2 separate regions of the Homo sapiens genome follow, and region 2 is linked to region 1. A link is a loop called in an ENCODE intact Hi-C map of the cell type or tissue named here. Cell type or tissue: pancreas. All regions are shown on one strand. Each heading gives the region's core, and the rest is flanking DNA. Links, peaks and the distances in the headings are about the cores only.

Evidence for each region. A loop is a pair of places that touch in the nucleus more often than their neighbours do. Peaks named below come from ENCODE experiments on the same cell type or tissue, not always from the same donor. Only the 100,000 strongest peaks of a DNase experiment are listed, where the experiment ranks them.
Region 2: it touches region 1 in a loop (3-fold over the local background); 34 of 110 quality-filtered maps call a loop at or near these places.

The regions. Positions count from the first base shown.
Region 1 is chr6:118,662,103-118,669,672 of GRCh38, reverse strand. It overlaps LOC124901388 (a long non-coding RNA gene), which reads right to left and starts at 4,866. Exons shown (of 3, transcript XR_007059728.1): 1 at 4,523-4,866. It also overlaps a transcript of CEP85L not described here. In pancreas, for the core only: no CTCF peak of the experiment used is centred there; no DNase peak of the experiment used is centred there.
Region 2 is chr6:118,880,776-118,888,345 of GRCh38, reverse strand. All of the region lies in intron 8 of MCM9 (minichromosome maintenance 9 homologous recombination repair factor), which reads left to right. Among named protein-coding and RNA genes, the nearest start is that of ASF1A, 9.6 kb to the left of the region's middle. In pancreas, for the core only: no CTCF peak of the experiment used is centred there; no DNase peak of the experiment used is centred there.

The sequences.
Region 1 (7,570 bases), core at 1,569-6,568:
TGAGAGGAGACCATAAATTCTAGGTTCTGACTTGGAGAAATTGGTTTTTCACAAAGTGACTGGTGTGTGTGGAGGGAGGGCAAATTTCTAATGAAAATATTTATAGACCCTAGTGGTTATTTAAAAGTAGGTAATATTTCCAGAAGGAAATGTTTAGTTTGTTTCCCAGTTGCTTTCCATTGTCTCCATGCTTCATCTAACAAAGAATCAAATGTAAGGAAGGGCAAGGGGGTGGGTAGTTGGAACAACAACGGAATACTGCCAGAGATGAAGGAAAGATATAAAATGTGGCCTTTTCAAGTTGACATTTGTTTTTTAAGTTTCCCTAATGCCCTCTATAAGGTAAATCACCAGAGGCTGTGTGTTTGGCTTACTCCTCAAAAGCAGATCTGAGTTGGTAAGCAACTGAAACGCATCAGAGGATGGTTTGTTTTGAGAGAAGGGAACAGCTGTTCCTCCTGGAGTCCCTGACAGACATGGAGCCCTATCTGTTACCTCTGTGTTCCTAGATGGTATTGCTTACAGCCCTTTTTGTGTTCTGTTTACTGTTCCAATTCTGTAGGTCAGCTTGACTGGATATTCTATATATTTTTAGAGACACTTATTGCTAACATAGTTTTTGTTATCAATGTCTTAAGTCAGAAAGTTTCTTTAACATTTCTTGGTTTTACTCCCAGTTTGTTTACTTCTGCAAATCAGCTCTCTGGCAAGAAACTTGAGTCCTGCAGATGATATTATCTTGGAGGAATGTAGGGCCAGGCTACAGGGTAGCTTTTCTGAGAATAAATGATCTGACCACACTTAATAAACAAAGCCAGATAAGAAGCAGCCATTCAACATGAAAACAAAGAGCAATAATTTAGATATATAGCTTTAAAATAGAAACACAGGAAAACATACAAAATATGTTTTAAAATAATTATTTCCCATCTTAATTTTGTTCTGTTCCCTTTATTTTAGCCTTGAACAGACAGTCCCCACATTTTCAACTATGATTTCATTTTTAACAACAAAATTTCACAGAGTTGCACATAATAGTGTTTGTACTTTTAGTAAAAGTTGACTGAAAGTACATAAGGATAAACACATTGCTAGGAATTCAGTAATGCTTTTTGCCCAGGCTGGACTTGAACCCCTGGGCTCAAGTGATCCTCCCACCTCAGCCTTCCGAGTAGCAAGTAGTGGGGACTGTAGGCACACAGTACCACATCTGGCTTCAGTAATGCTTTTAATTGAAGGCATACTTTATTAAACAAAAGAGCATCTCTATCCATTTGAAGTCTGGGTGTATATATCAGTGCAACCCACCTTATTCAGGTAAGCATACCTTATGGGACTTCAGGTCCCTTTGTAATAATTTTAAAACTCTGCAGGTGTCCATGGCTCATAGGTTGATATCTAAACTTTGCCTTTCATCATTTATGCCTGTCAACTTTGGGAGCTGTCCTATTTAATTACATCATTGCTCTCCTGCCTGCACAAGCACTGCATATTCTTACCAGTTGGCTTGAACAGTATATAATATAATGGTTAGAGCTCTGTCTTCCTAAAAGTCAGAAGATTGGAATTTTGGATTGTTTTGTTGTTGTTATCTACTAATACATTTCTTTAAAGAAGTCAACGGCTTTGAGACTGTTTTGCTTTTTGCAAAATTGAGGAGAGGGCTGGGGAGATATTTGCTCAGCCCAACTCATGGATTATTATGAGGAACATAGTAGATTATGTAGCACTTAATCATATATACAGTAAATAGTCCTCAGTCAGTATTTTTGCAGAACCATTTGGAACTGAATTCTCAGCTTTTGCAGTACTACAAAGACATAGTTCACCCAGATTTACACTGGCCTGTGTGCCATGCTCTCCAGACACACAGTGGGTAGTAGATAGAAAGGGGGAGATCTGTGCATTGGACTGGGCTGGGAGTAATGACCTAGGTTTACGATTTATCTCTGCCATTTCAGTGAGTCATTTCATCTCTCTAGGCCTTAGTCCCTTGTGAATAGAGAAATGAATGAAAATCTCAGAGGTGTTCACATTTTGCAAAAGGGCTCTTTTTTCTTCTTCCTAAATGAAATTAAATTGCAAAACTCCAATATATAAATCAGATATCCAAAAAATGCAGTTTTCACATGCAGTTTAAAATGTTCATTTATTGCAAATGAGGCCCTAGGAGCACAGTTTGAAAACCACTGATTTAGTTCATGTCTAAGATCCAGCTTTACATTAAGATGCCCATTTATTAAAGTGAGATATGTTTCTGCCCAAATATTGCTAGTTGTCACCTACATGGGACTTCTTGCCTTGATAGTCTTGTCCACTCAGGAAATCAAACCTTAGAGCAGCACTTAGAGTGTAAAAAAAATCAAAGCAAGTTCTATATTCTTAAGGAATAGTTCCCTCAAGCAATGGTGACCCAATTTAATGCCCTTCTTCATGTTAGTAATTTTTTTCTCTAAAGAACTGGGCCACGAAATCTAGAATCTCAGCACCATCCCGTATAGTATAGGAAGAAACACTAATCATAATTCTAACATTTGGAGCCACTCCAGGACTGAGTCTGGACCCGAAGGATCCCTCTTTCTTCACTTGGTGCCTAACAGTACCTGACATATAGAGGACACTCAATAAGTCTTGAATGACTGACTGACTAAATGGATTGAGTGAATTTGTGGCAACTAATTAAGCAAGAAAAGACTGAATTACCTGATTGGTTTTGAAAGCAGCCATTATAAAGTTTATAATTAAGTTTGTCACTGAGCAAATCTAGTCTATACCTTCAGACCCCAACAATGCCCATGTACTCTCAGGGTTTTTAGAAATTTTGAGTTTCCAAACCATGCTGGGGTCATTTTCAGGGAGCAGACTGAACTCTCACACAGTAGCTGCCCCTGTTTCCTTTTTTTTTTTTAACTTAATCCCAAATGTGATAATAAGCTGCCCTTATTTTCAGCCACTGAAAGAATGTCAGGGAGCTGGATCTTGAGGCTGGTAGAGAGTAGCAGTTAATGATGAGAAGCACAGACACTGACTACCTGGGCTCTAATCCTGACCTTTCCATGTGTTAGCTGCCACTATGGGTAGTTATCTCTGTTTCTATAAAGTGGGGTATTAACTAATGTGAGGATTGAATGAGCTAATGCCCCTGAAGCTCTTAGAACAGAGCCAGACATGTTGTAAACATTCAATAGGTATTGACTCTCATGTATTCATCCTGGTATAGTGGAAAGAGCATAAGTATTGAGTTAGTCAAGCCAGGCTTTTAATTCAGGCTCTGACCCTTTTTTGGGGGCAGTCATTTAATTTCACTAAACTTGTTTTTTCATCTTGTGTAAATGCTATTTAAAATTGTAGCAGACTATAGCTTTCTGATTTCTAGGACTCTTAAGTTTAGGAAAACACCTGTATAGGTCCGCTTTGGATATGAAGGAGGAAGCCCCAGGCAGAGAACTAAAATGCTTTGCATAATAAAACAATAATTTTGAGCATCCTGGAGTTTGAGATGAAAGCACCAACCCTAGGAAAGAGAGAAGTCCAGCAAAGTAGCCAGGAATCTGGGGCTCTATTTGGGGATACAGTTTTAATATCCAATATTAAGTTGTTACTTGGCACCAGAGTGGAACATTCCTTACCTTTTACCAAAAGTTAAATAAATGTTTGTTAACCAAGCAATCATATGTGGGTGATAACTTTGGGGAGTGAAGAAATTGGGGTGATGCGCCAAGTATTCGGCAAGGCTATATAGCAAAAGGGAACACAAACACCAGGGGGATGTAAAGGAGACATGGAGAATTTGGCCTGTGTAGGAAAACAGAATGTGAGGCAAGGAAGGGAAACCTGGAGATGTGGAGAGGAACAGAGAATTTCTCACCAGTGTGTGAGATGGCAATCAGGCACTTTTATTTTACACTAATCTTAGAGGATAAGAAAACTAGAGTCTGTTGAAGAACCTGAGTACCCTGGCATTTGAATTATAAGCTGGGCAGGATTCTTATGATCATTAAAGTTAAGGGATGTGGCCCGGCGCAATGGCTCACACCTGTAATTCCAGCACTTTGGGAGGCCTAGGAGGGAGGATTGCTTGAGCCCAGGCATTTGAGACCAGCGTGGGCAACGTGGCAAAACCCCATCTCTATAAAAAACACAAAAAGTAGCCAGGCGTGGTGGCACACACCTGTAGTCCCAGCTACTTGGGAGGCTGAGGTAGGAGAATCATCTGAGCCTGGGAAGTTGAGGCTGCAGTGAACTGAGATTGAGCCACTGCAATCCAGCCTGCGCATCCAGCAAAACCCTATCTAAAATAAAATAAAATAATAAAATAAAATAAAATAAATAAAATTGAATGGTTGTAAACTTCTAGCACAAGTAATCATTTGATAAATGACACACCTATCATCTTGTTGATTCATGTATTACTCACTGAATATGTTTCTAGCCCAAGGAAGCTGGGCAAAGAACAGCTGGTACACATGGGGGCAGTGGAGCATACAGGTTCCCACTCATCTTACCTGTGGCTGAGACTTACCTACCGTCCCTCCTCTTACTCCCCACATCTCTGTCTCCAGCATTTTTCTCCTCTCTGCACAAAGAAAGCATACTCCCTGAAGGAACAAAATGGGCTTCCAGGAGTACTAGGGCTACGTTTCTGGAGGAGCACAGGCAGGCTTGTGTGATGTGTGATGGTAAAGGATTTCTTCAAAATCATGTTCATGCCTTAGAGAATGCCTGGAGAATATAAGTTTTTAAATTATTTCGTTAATCAACTCACTGAAGGTAAGAGAGACAAGTAGTGTCCTAAAAACATGCAGTTATTTTACCTGTAATCCATTTTCCAGTAAGTGACTACCGAGATAGCTGGAGCACAAGAATAGGTAATGGCTTTGTTTTCCCAAGATGTGGTCACTGCGATTATTTTTAGATGAAAGATTTGGAGCCAGAAGCACAACTCATAATTATGTTGCTATGATTCTACAACCAGTTGTTCTGTGGAATTAATTCAACTGTGAAAACTTTAAAGTTACCACATTTTCTGAAAACCCAGAAAAACTGAAAGTAAAATATTCCGTGACACACAGTGCTGTTTCCTGAGAACATCTCCCATTGCTCCACTTTGCAACTTGCATGCCTCCTGCTTAGCCCTCCTTTCATCCCCAGCTCTTACCCGGCTCTACAAATTACTGAAGTCCACTGATAGTCCCTCCTTCGTGAAGCATTCCTGAAGACCCCAGCCTGACAGATCTCCCCTTCCTCTGACCTCCTGTATTGGTAATGTATTGTCTACACCTTTCTTAGAACCCCTCATTTTCTCCCGTGAATTCTAGTTTATTTTCATATCTGTCTCACTATTTTCAAAGCTAGGTTTGTACTATGTAATATAGGTGGCTATTAGTATCCATTGGTTTCACATCTGCAGATTCAACCAACCATGAATTCAACCAACTGTGAATTCAACCAGTGGCTGATTATAACTGTTTGGAAAAAGGCCAGGTGCAGTGGCTTATACCATGATCTCAGGACTTTGGGAGGCTGAGGTGGGAGGACTGCTTGAGCTCAGGCGTTTGAGACCAGCCTGGGCAACATGGCAAGACCTAATCTCTACAAAAAATGCAAAAATTAGGCAGGCATAGTGGTGCGTTCCTGTAATCTCAGCTATTCGGGAGGCTGAGGCAGGAGGATCACTTGAGCCCAGAAGGTCAACACTCCAGCCTGGGTGACAAAGCAAGATTCTGTCTCAGAAAAAAAAAAAAAAAGGAAAAACTTCCCAAGAATAAAAAATAATAGTACAACAATAAAAAAAACAACATAACAGCTATTTACATAGCACTTACATTGTGTTAGGTATTGTAAGTACCCTGGACATTATTTAAATATACTGGAGGATGTGCACAGGTTATATGCAAATACTATGCCCTTCTATATAAGAGACTTGAGCATCCTCAAATTTTGGTATCTTTGGGGATCCTGGAACCAATCCCTCTTGGGTACCAATGGACAACTGTAGTTTTCCATTTCAAAAACAATATGTCAAATCTATATCAAAAATCTGGAAGAGAAAAAGGAAAGAATGCATCTCATCATTTTGACACAAATTCTGTACTCATTACTTTAGGCTGTTTCTTCCTAAATCTTTTTCTATGATTATTTTTTCATTGATTTAATCCTGGTGGATATGCAACTTCATATCCTTTTTTCAATTAACATTACATCACAATCATTACTCAAATTGCTACATAGCCATCATAAATATTTCTTTAAAGGCTGCAAAATATTGACTACTTTTCTATTGTTAAAATTTTAGATTGTTTATCATATTCCATCGTTATAAACAACACTGCAGTTGACATTTTCATGCATACAGTTTTTCCAGTGTGTATGTTTCTGTATGCACATGTACATTTTGATTTTTTTCCCTTAGGATAATGTCCCAAAAGGAAACTTACTGAACCAAAGAGCCAGATTGTTTTTATGGCACATATTGCCAAGTTGCTTTCCAAAAGAGTTGGTCCCATTTATACTATTAGAAGTGTATATCGGTTTCTCCAAACCTTCACCAAAATTATTTTCTTAATTATTTAATCTTTGTATAAATGAAGTAGGATGACTTTAGTTCACTGCTTTTTTTTTTTACCATGAAAATTATTTTAAGCATTCAAAAAAGTATGCAGAAAAAATATATAACCCCTGGTTCTGGTTTGTCAAGTCTTAACAAATTTCCACATTTTCATTAAAAGCCTGGCTTGACTAACTCAATACTTATGCTCTTTCCACTATATCAGGATGAATACATGAGAGTCAATACTACATATATAACTGAAATCGTCATGCACCACTTTCCCAAATCCATTCCAATGCCTTCCTCCCTCCCTCTACAGAGACAACTGGAATTTGATGTTTATCATTCCTTTGCACTCCCATGTCCATATGTTTTAATTGTTAAATCTTTACTTACTAATGAAGTTGAACTTTTTAATATACTATAGCTAATATTAAAGTGCTCAGATTCTAGAGTCAGGTGGAACTGTCTTTGAATTCCTACTCTGCCACTAATTAACTATGTCTCCTGGCACCTCTCTATGACTCATTTGCCTCATCTATGAAATGGAGATAATAATAACTCATACTATTCTTTTTTTTTTTTTTCTTTTGAGATGCGGTTTCCCTCATGTCACCCAGCCTGGAATGCAGTGGCGCGATCTCGGCTCATTGCAACCTCCGCCTCCTGGGTTCAAGCGATTCTCCTGCCTCAGCCTCCCGAGTATCTGGGATTACAGCCATGCGCCTCCACACCCAGCTAATTTTTGTATTTTCAGTAGAGACGGAGTTTCACCATGTTGGCCAGGCTGGTCTCGAACTCCTGACCTCAAGTGATCTGCCCACCTTGGCCTCCCAAGGTGTTGGGATTACAGGAGTGAGCCACCGCACCCGGCCAATTCATACTATTCTTTATCATGTTGTTATGAAGATGAAATGGGAAGCTGCATGTGAAATTCTTGGCACAGTGCTCACTTAGCATGCAATAATACCTTTTATCATTACTCTGGTTTTTCTTGTGAATTATTCGCCCCTTTTCTTA
Region 2 (7,570 bases), core at 1,403-6,402, 220 kb before region 1:
CCGGCTAATTTTTTTGTATTTTTAGTAGAGACGGGGTTTTACGGTGTTAGCCAGGATGGTCTCGATCTACTGACCTTGTGATCCGCCCACCTCTGCCTCCCAAAGTGCTGGGATTACAGGCATGAGCCACCATGCCCGGCCACCAGACTGTTTTTTAAAGCAGGTGTACCATTTTACATTCCCACCAGCATTCTAATTTCTCCACATTCCCACCAACACTTGCTGTTCTGTCTTTTTGATTATAGCCATGGTGGTGTGTGACATAGTATCTCATTGTGGTTTTGGTCTATATTTCCCTGATGGCTAAAGATGTTAAGCATCTTTCATATGCTTATTGGCCCTATGTATATCTTCTGTGGAGAACTGTCCATTCAGATCCTTAACCACTCCCTTCACCCCTTTTTTAAAAAATACAGACGGAGTCTCACTCTGTTGCCCTGGCTGGACTTGAACTCCTGGGCTCAAGTGATCTTCCCACCTCAACCTCCTGAGTAGATGGAACTACAGGAGCATGCCACCATGCCAGCTCTTTGCCTATTTTGAAAATTGGGTCATCTGTCTTTTTATCATTGAGTTGTAAGAGTTCCTTATGTGTTCTACATACAGGTCTTTTGTCAAACACATGATTTGCAAGAAGTTTCTCTAGTTGTTTGGATTATCTTTTAATTTTCTTGGTGGTGTCCTTTGCAGTGTAAAAGCTTTTAATTTTGATGATGCCCATTTAATCTATTTTCGTTATGTTGGATTGTGCTTTTGATGTCATTTCTCAAAAACCATTGCCTAATCCAGCGTCATGAGGATTTACACCTGAGTTTTCTTCTAAGAGTTTTATTCTTTTAGCACCTTACATTTGGGTCTTTGATCAAGTTTGAATTAATTTTTGTATATGGTGTGAAGGGGTCCAAATTCATACTTTTGCATGTGCTTGTCCAGTTTCCCAGCAGCATCTGTTGAAAAGACTATTTTCCTAATGAATTGGCTTGGAACCTTTCTCAGAATGAATTGACCTTAAATGTATGGGTCTATTTCTGGACAATCAATTCTGTTCTGTTGATCTGTGTCCTTATACTACTGCTACATTGTCTTGATGACCTTAGGTTTGTGTAGTATGTTTTGAAAGCAGGAAGTGTGAGTCCTCCAACCTTGTTCTTTTTTTTCAATATTGGCTATTTTGCATCCCTTGAATTTTCATATGAATTTTAGGATCACTCTATCAATTCTGCAAAGAAGCCACCTGGGATTGTGATAGGGATTGCATTGAATCTATACATCCCTTTGGGGAGTACTGCCATCTTCATGATGCTGCCTTCCAATCAGTAAACATGAGTTCGCCTTTAATTTCTTTGAGTAATGTTTTGTAGTTTTCCTTCTTTCTTTTTTTGAGATAGGATCTTGCTCTGTTTTTTAGGCTGGAGCACAGTGGCACAATGATAGCTCACTGCAGCCTTGAACTTCTGGGCTCAGGCGATCCCCCAACGTCAGCCTCCAGAGTAGCTAGGACTACAGGTGTGTGTGTGTGTGCCACCACATCCGGCTAATTTTTTGAAATTTTTCATAGAGACTAGGGTCTCACTGTGTCGCCCAAGCTGGTCTCAAACTCCTGGCCTCAAGCCACCCTCCCACTTCAGCCTCTTGAAGTGCTGAGATTACAGCGTGAGCCACTACACCTGGCCTGTTGTTTTCATAGTATAAGCTTTGTACATTCTTGATTAAATTTATTCCTACATATTTTATTCTTTTTGATGCTATTGTAATGGAAATATTTTTCTAAATTCAGATTCTTCTTTGCCAAGTGTGTAGACATAGAATTGATTTTTTTTTTTGGTATCTGTCAGTCTAGCTGAGGTCATTTATTAGTTCCAATAAATTTCTAGTGGATTTCTTAGGATTTTGTGTATACAAGATCATGTCATCTGTAAATAGAGATAGTTTTATTTCTCCCTTTTCCTTCTGGATGCCTATTGTTTCTTTTTCTTTCTCTCTCTCTCTCTCTTTTTTCTTTTTGGCCCAATTTCTCTGTCTATAACCTGCAGTACAATGTTGAATAGATATAGTGACAGCAAACATCTCTGTCTTGTTCCTGATCTTAATGGGAAAATTTTCAGTCCTTTATCACTAAAAATGATACTAGCTGTGAGGTTTTTTTAGATGCTTCTTGTCAGGTTGAGGAAATTCCTTTTTGTTCTTAGTTTGTTGAATGTTTTTATCATGAAAGGGTATTGAATTTTGTCAAATGCTTTTCCTGCTTCTATTGAGATGATCATGTTTTTGTTTTTTGTTTTTTTTTTTTGGTCCCTTATTCTACTAACGAGAATACCATATTGATTGATTTTTCAGGTGTTAAATGAACCTTGCATTCCTGGAGTGAATTCCACTTGGTCATGGTGTATAATCCTTTCTACATAATGCTAGATTTAGTTTGCTAGTATTTTGTTGAGGATTTTTGCATCTGTATTCGTAAGTGATATTGATCTTTAGTATTCTGGTGATGTCTGTGTCTGATTTTTGGTCTGTGGGCAATACTGCCTATAGAATGAATTAGGAAGTGCTTCTCCCTCTTTTCTCTCTATAGAAGAGTTTGTGAAAATTTGGTGTTTGATTCTTTAAATTTTCGGTGGAATTCACTAATGAAGTTATCTGTGTTGTTTTTCTTTATGGGTGGTTTTAAAAACTATTATTACTAATATTGCCTCTGTGTTTATAGTCTATTCAGGTTGTTTTTTCTCCTTGAGTTAGTTTCAGTAGTTGGTATCATTCTAGGGATTTGTCAGTTTCATCTAAGTTACTTAATTGGTTGATGTAAAATTGTTTACACTGTTCCCTTACAATCCTTTTGACTTCTGTAAAGTCAATAATAATGCCCATCTTTGATTCCTGACTTTACTAATTTGATTCTTTCTTTTTTGTTTGGTCACCCTAACTAAAGGATTGTCAACTTTTAGTTTCATTAATTTTCTCTATTTTTATTCTCTATTCCAGTAATTTCTGCTTTAATATTTATTATTTCCTTCCTGTGCTTGCCAATAGTTTAGTTTACTCTTCTTTTTTCCAGTGTCTTAACGTAGAAGCTTAGATTACTGATTTGAGATCTTCTTTTTTATTTTATTTTTATTTATTTATTCATTTTTGAGATGGAGTCTCACTCTGTCTCCCAGGCTGGAGTGCTCTGTCTCCCATGCTGGAGTGCAGCGGCGCAATCTCAGCTCACTGTAAGCTCCGCCTCCCGGGTTCACCCCGTTCTCCTGCCTCAGCCTCCTGAGTAGCTGGGACTACAGGCGCCCACCACCACGCCTGGCTAATTTTTTGTATTTTTAGTAGAGATGGGGTTTCACCATGTTAGCCAGGATGGTCTCGATCTCCTGACCTTGTAATCCACCCACCTCGACCTCCTAAAGTGCTGGGATTACAGGTGTGAGCCACTGCGCCCAGCTGGCTATTGTTTTAATCTTAGGGTTCTTTGTTGATCTGCCTAGTTTTATTATCCTTATGAGTTGATGATTTTATCCTTTTAAAATGCCCATTTTAATTGCTAATAATTTTTTAAATTTAAAAATCTTTTGTCTGGTATTAGTATAAATACTCCGGCTTTCTCATTGATATTTACATACGTATGTTTTTCCATCCTTTTACTTTCAACCCATTTCTTTCTTTGAATCTAAAATACCTCTTGTAGATAGCATATAGTTGGTTTTTCTTTTTTGTATCCATGCTGTCAATATATGCCTTTTGATTGGATTATTCAGTCCATTCACATTTAATGTTACTGATACGGTTGCATTCCTATCTGCCATTTTATATTTTGTCTTCTATATGTCTCAAGTTGTTTTGTTTTTTTTTAAATTCCTTTTTTACTGCTTTCCTTTGTATCAAATGAATATTTTCTAGTATAGCATTTTTTATTTCTTTAATGATTTTTCTCTATTTTTGTTATGATTTCCTTAGTGGTTGTTATAGGGCTTACTTAATGTATCAGTGTTTCAGATGTAGACTTATTTTATTTCACTGAGATACAGAAATGTTGTCAATTCTATACCATTTTCCCCTTTTTATGCTGTAATTGTTACACATATTTCATCTGTATATGTTACAAACACAAAAATACATTGGTATAATTATTGTTTTATGTAATTTTATACCTTTTGAAGAAGCTCAGAAAAGAAGGAAGAGCAAGAGTTTGTTATATTAACTTTCTTAATTACTATTTCTGGCTCTCTTCATTTGTTCTTGTAGATTTGAGTTACCATCTGGAGTCATTTCCTTAATCCAATATAGCTTTCTTTCCACCTGCATTCTTTTGCTGTTACTGCCAAATATATTGCATTTCTATATGTTATAGGCCCAACAATACAATTATATACTTTTTTATACAATTGCTTTTAAAATCAGTTTAGAAAAGATATGTGTCTCTAAACTGTTTTTTCTAGTTACATAATTACCTTTGCCAGTGCTCATTCTTTTTTCAATTTGAGTTATCACCCAGAGAGATTTGCTTTTGGCTTAAAGAACCTCCTTTAGTAATTCTTTTAAGGCATGTCTGCTAGCTACTGATGCTCCCAGTTTTTGTTTATCTGGGAATGTCTTTATTTTTCCATAATTTTTGAAAGATAGTTTTGCTGGATATCAGACTCCGGGTTCGATTTTTTTTTTTCTTTCAGCACTTTGAATATGTAATCCCACTGCCTCTGGCCTCCACTGTTTCTGATTAGAAGTCAGCTCTTAATTTTATTGTGGCTCCCTTTTAAATGAAGAGTTGTTCTCTTATTGATTTAAAATTTTCTCTTTATCTTCAGTTTTCAGCATTTCTGCTATGATTTATGGGTGTGGATTTTTTAAAACATATATCCTACTTGGATTTTGTTGAGCTTCTTGAATGTATAGTCCATTGTTTTTCATCAAATTTGGAGAGTTTTCAGTCATTTTTTTCTAACTTTTTTTCTACTCCTTTTAGTTCCCCTCCTTCTGGTACTCCCAATATATATATATTATTCTGATTAAAGGTGTACAACATTTCTTTGACACTCTGCTCATTTTTTATCTTGCCCTTTACCTCTGTTCTTTGGATTGCATAATTTCAACTGATCTCTCTTAAAGTTTGCTGACTTTTTCTTCTGCAATTTCAGGTTTACTCTTGAGCTATCTAGTGAATTTTTTGTTTCAGTTATTGTACATTTCAAATCCAGAATTCTTACTTGGTTTTTAAAAATCCTTTTTATCTCTTATTGATATTCTCTATTTGTTGAGACATTGTCATCATCCCTTTTTTTTTTTTTTTTTTTGCATCTTTGAGCACATGTAAAATGGCTACTTTGAAGGCTTTGCCCACTACATTTGAAATCTGGATCCTCTCACAGGCAGCTTCTGTTGTCTGCTTTTTCTCCCTGTGTGTGGGCCACATTTTCCTGTTTTTTTGCACATCTTATACTTCTTTGTTAAAAACCGGATATTTTAATTTAATGTATTATACCAGTTCTTTATATTAATTCTCCTCCAGGCCTCGTTTTTTATCCTTTTTTTTATTGTTGTTTGCTTGTTTAGTAACTTGGCTAGGTTCATTTCTTGAAGTCTGTGTCTCCTCACAGTGTGAAGTCGCTGATGTTACTCCTCAGAGGCAACAGCCTTTACGTGTGTGTACAGTCACTCTTAGGATGATAATTTTAACCAACCTTTCCTTGACTCTCTCCTTGATCTCTGTTAAGCTATCTGTGCTGTTTGGTATCATACTCGGCTGGTAGGCTCTAGTTGTTGATTGCTCTGTTCTTTTTGGCAATGCCCTGGGGATAAGTTGCTCAGCACTCTGGTTCAATTAAATTTGGTCAGGGATACTTTTTGAATCCAGTACTTGAGGTTTGTTCTGACCCCAGAAGTGCTCTTGTTGGCTGTTTCCCTGGTTCTCTATGGTAAACTAGCTGGCCTATGGTTTAGCATACAGCTGTAATAGAGCTACCAGCCTTTTTATTACTTGCTACCAAAATCTCCATTAGGCTTGAATTTCCCTGCACTGTGTTCCAAATAAAGTCAGTTTCTTGTGGGGGAAGATTCAGATTTTCCTTTCCCTGTTTTTGTGGACTCTCTCTCCCCCTGGTCAAACTCTCTGAGCTACTGCTCCAGCCAGGGGGCGGAAATGGTAGCCTCTGCCCTTATTGGCTTTGTCTTTCCAGGTGGAACCTTTACCTTATGAGTCAGCTGGATTGAAGGCATTTGGGGTGCCGAGGATTCTTTGCCTGTCACACCTAGGGTAGATCCTCTACTCTGTGCGTTGGGATTGGGTGGAGGAAGGAAGATCGTGACCTTTTGGCCACAGTCACCAGGAATTTAGCTTCTGTACCTCACACGTGGAGGGGATAAGAAATGCTTTCTACCCCTCCTGGTACGATATCTTATCCCTTGATTAAGAGCTCATAGGGAGCTCCTCTTCTTGACCACATTCACCTGTAGTGAAGCCTCCATCCAGCTAAGCAAGAAGAGAAGGGGAGAGGCAGGAAGCAGGTCATGATTTAAGTGTCTTAGACTCTCACTATTCTTATGAAGTTTTAGATTTCAATGAATAAATGTTTCTTCATTTACTGTATGCCCTTAGATTTTCCATAGTCTGTATAAATGGTTGGATTTTAAAAAATAATTTTCACCAGTTATACTTGCTTCAGTGAGGAGGATGTCCATGGAGCTCCTCACACTGCCATTGCAGAAGTGAAACCTCTGAAGTGATGTTTTTAACGCTGTTTTCACTGTTCAGTTTTTCTAAGTGCAGTCATTATTCCTGGTTTGCTAGTAATTTCTGGTGCCATTTTTCCTCCCTTGGTGTTTTTAATGAAGCTTTATTTGGTCACTAGTTCCATGTCCTCATAGAGAAAATGTAATACTTATACAATAAATTCCGCACATTGACTCGCTCACTGAATTTTACCATAGGATACAAACAAACTACAAGTCAACAGGAAGATGAGTGCTGTTTTTTGGAAGGGTGTGTATAAATATGTATTGACTGGAGGTACTAGTTGGGAAATGGAAAGTTTCAAGGAGGAAGGAAACGTTCTTATCTAGATGCGGAGGGAGTCAGGATTGAAAAAGGTGGGGCTCAGGAAAGTTAGGGTGTATAAATTAAACATTATTATAAAATTATACGTAATCCTTGGCTGACATAGTACTTCAGTGCATTATGCTTACTTTAGTGCATGCAGTAGTTCATCCGGGGTTTTGCTTTGCATGATTTCAATTTCCCATAGTCAATCACTGTCTGAAAATAGATGAGTTCATTACAGTAAGATATTTTGAGAAAGACCACGTTCACATAACTTTTATTGCAGTATATTGTTATAATTGTTCTATTATTATTTTTTGTTAATCTCTGTGCCTAATTTATAAATTACCTTATCTTAGGTTTGTATGTGTAGGAAAAACATAGTGTGTATAGGGTTCAGTACTAGCCACACTTTCAGGCATGCACTGGGGGTCTTGGAACGTATCCCCTGTGGATAAGGAGAGACTACTATGCTTTGATATTAACAATAAATGTTTGCTGAATTGTTGAACACAGGAATCCTCTACAAGAAGAGAGAATGAATTGGTACTC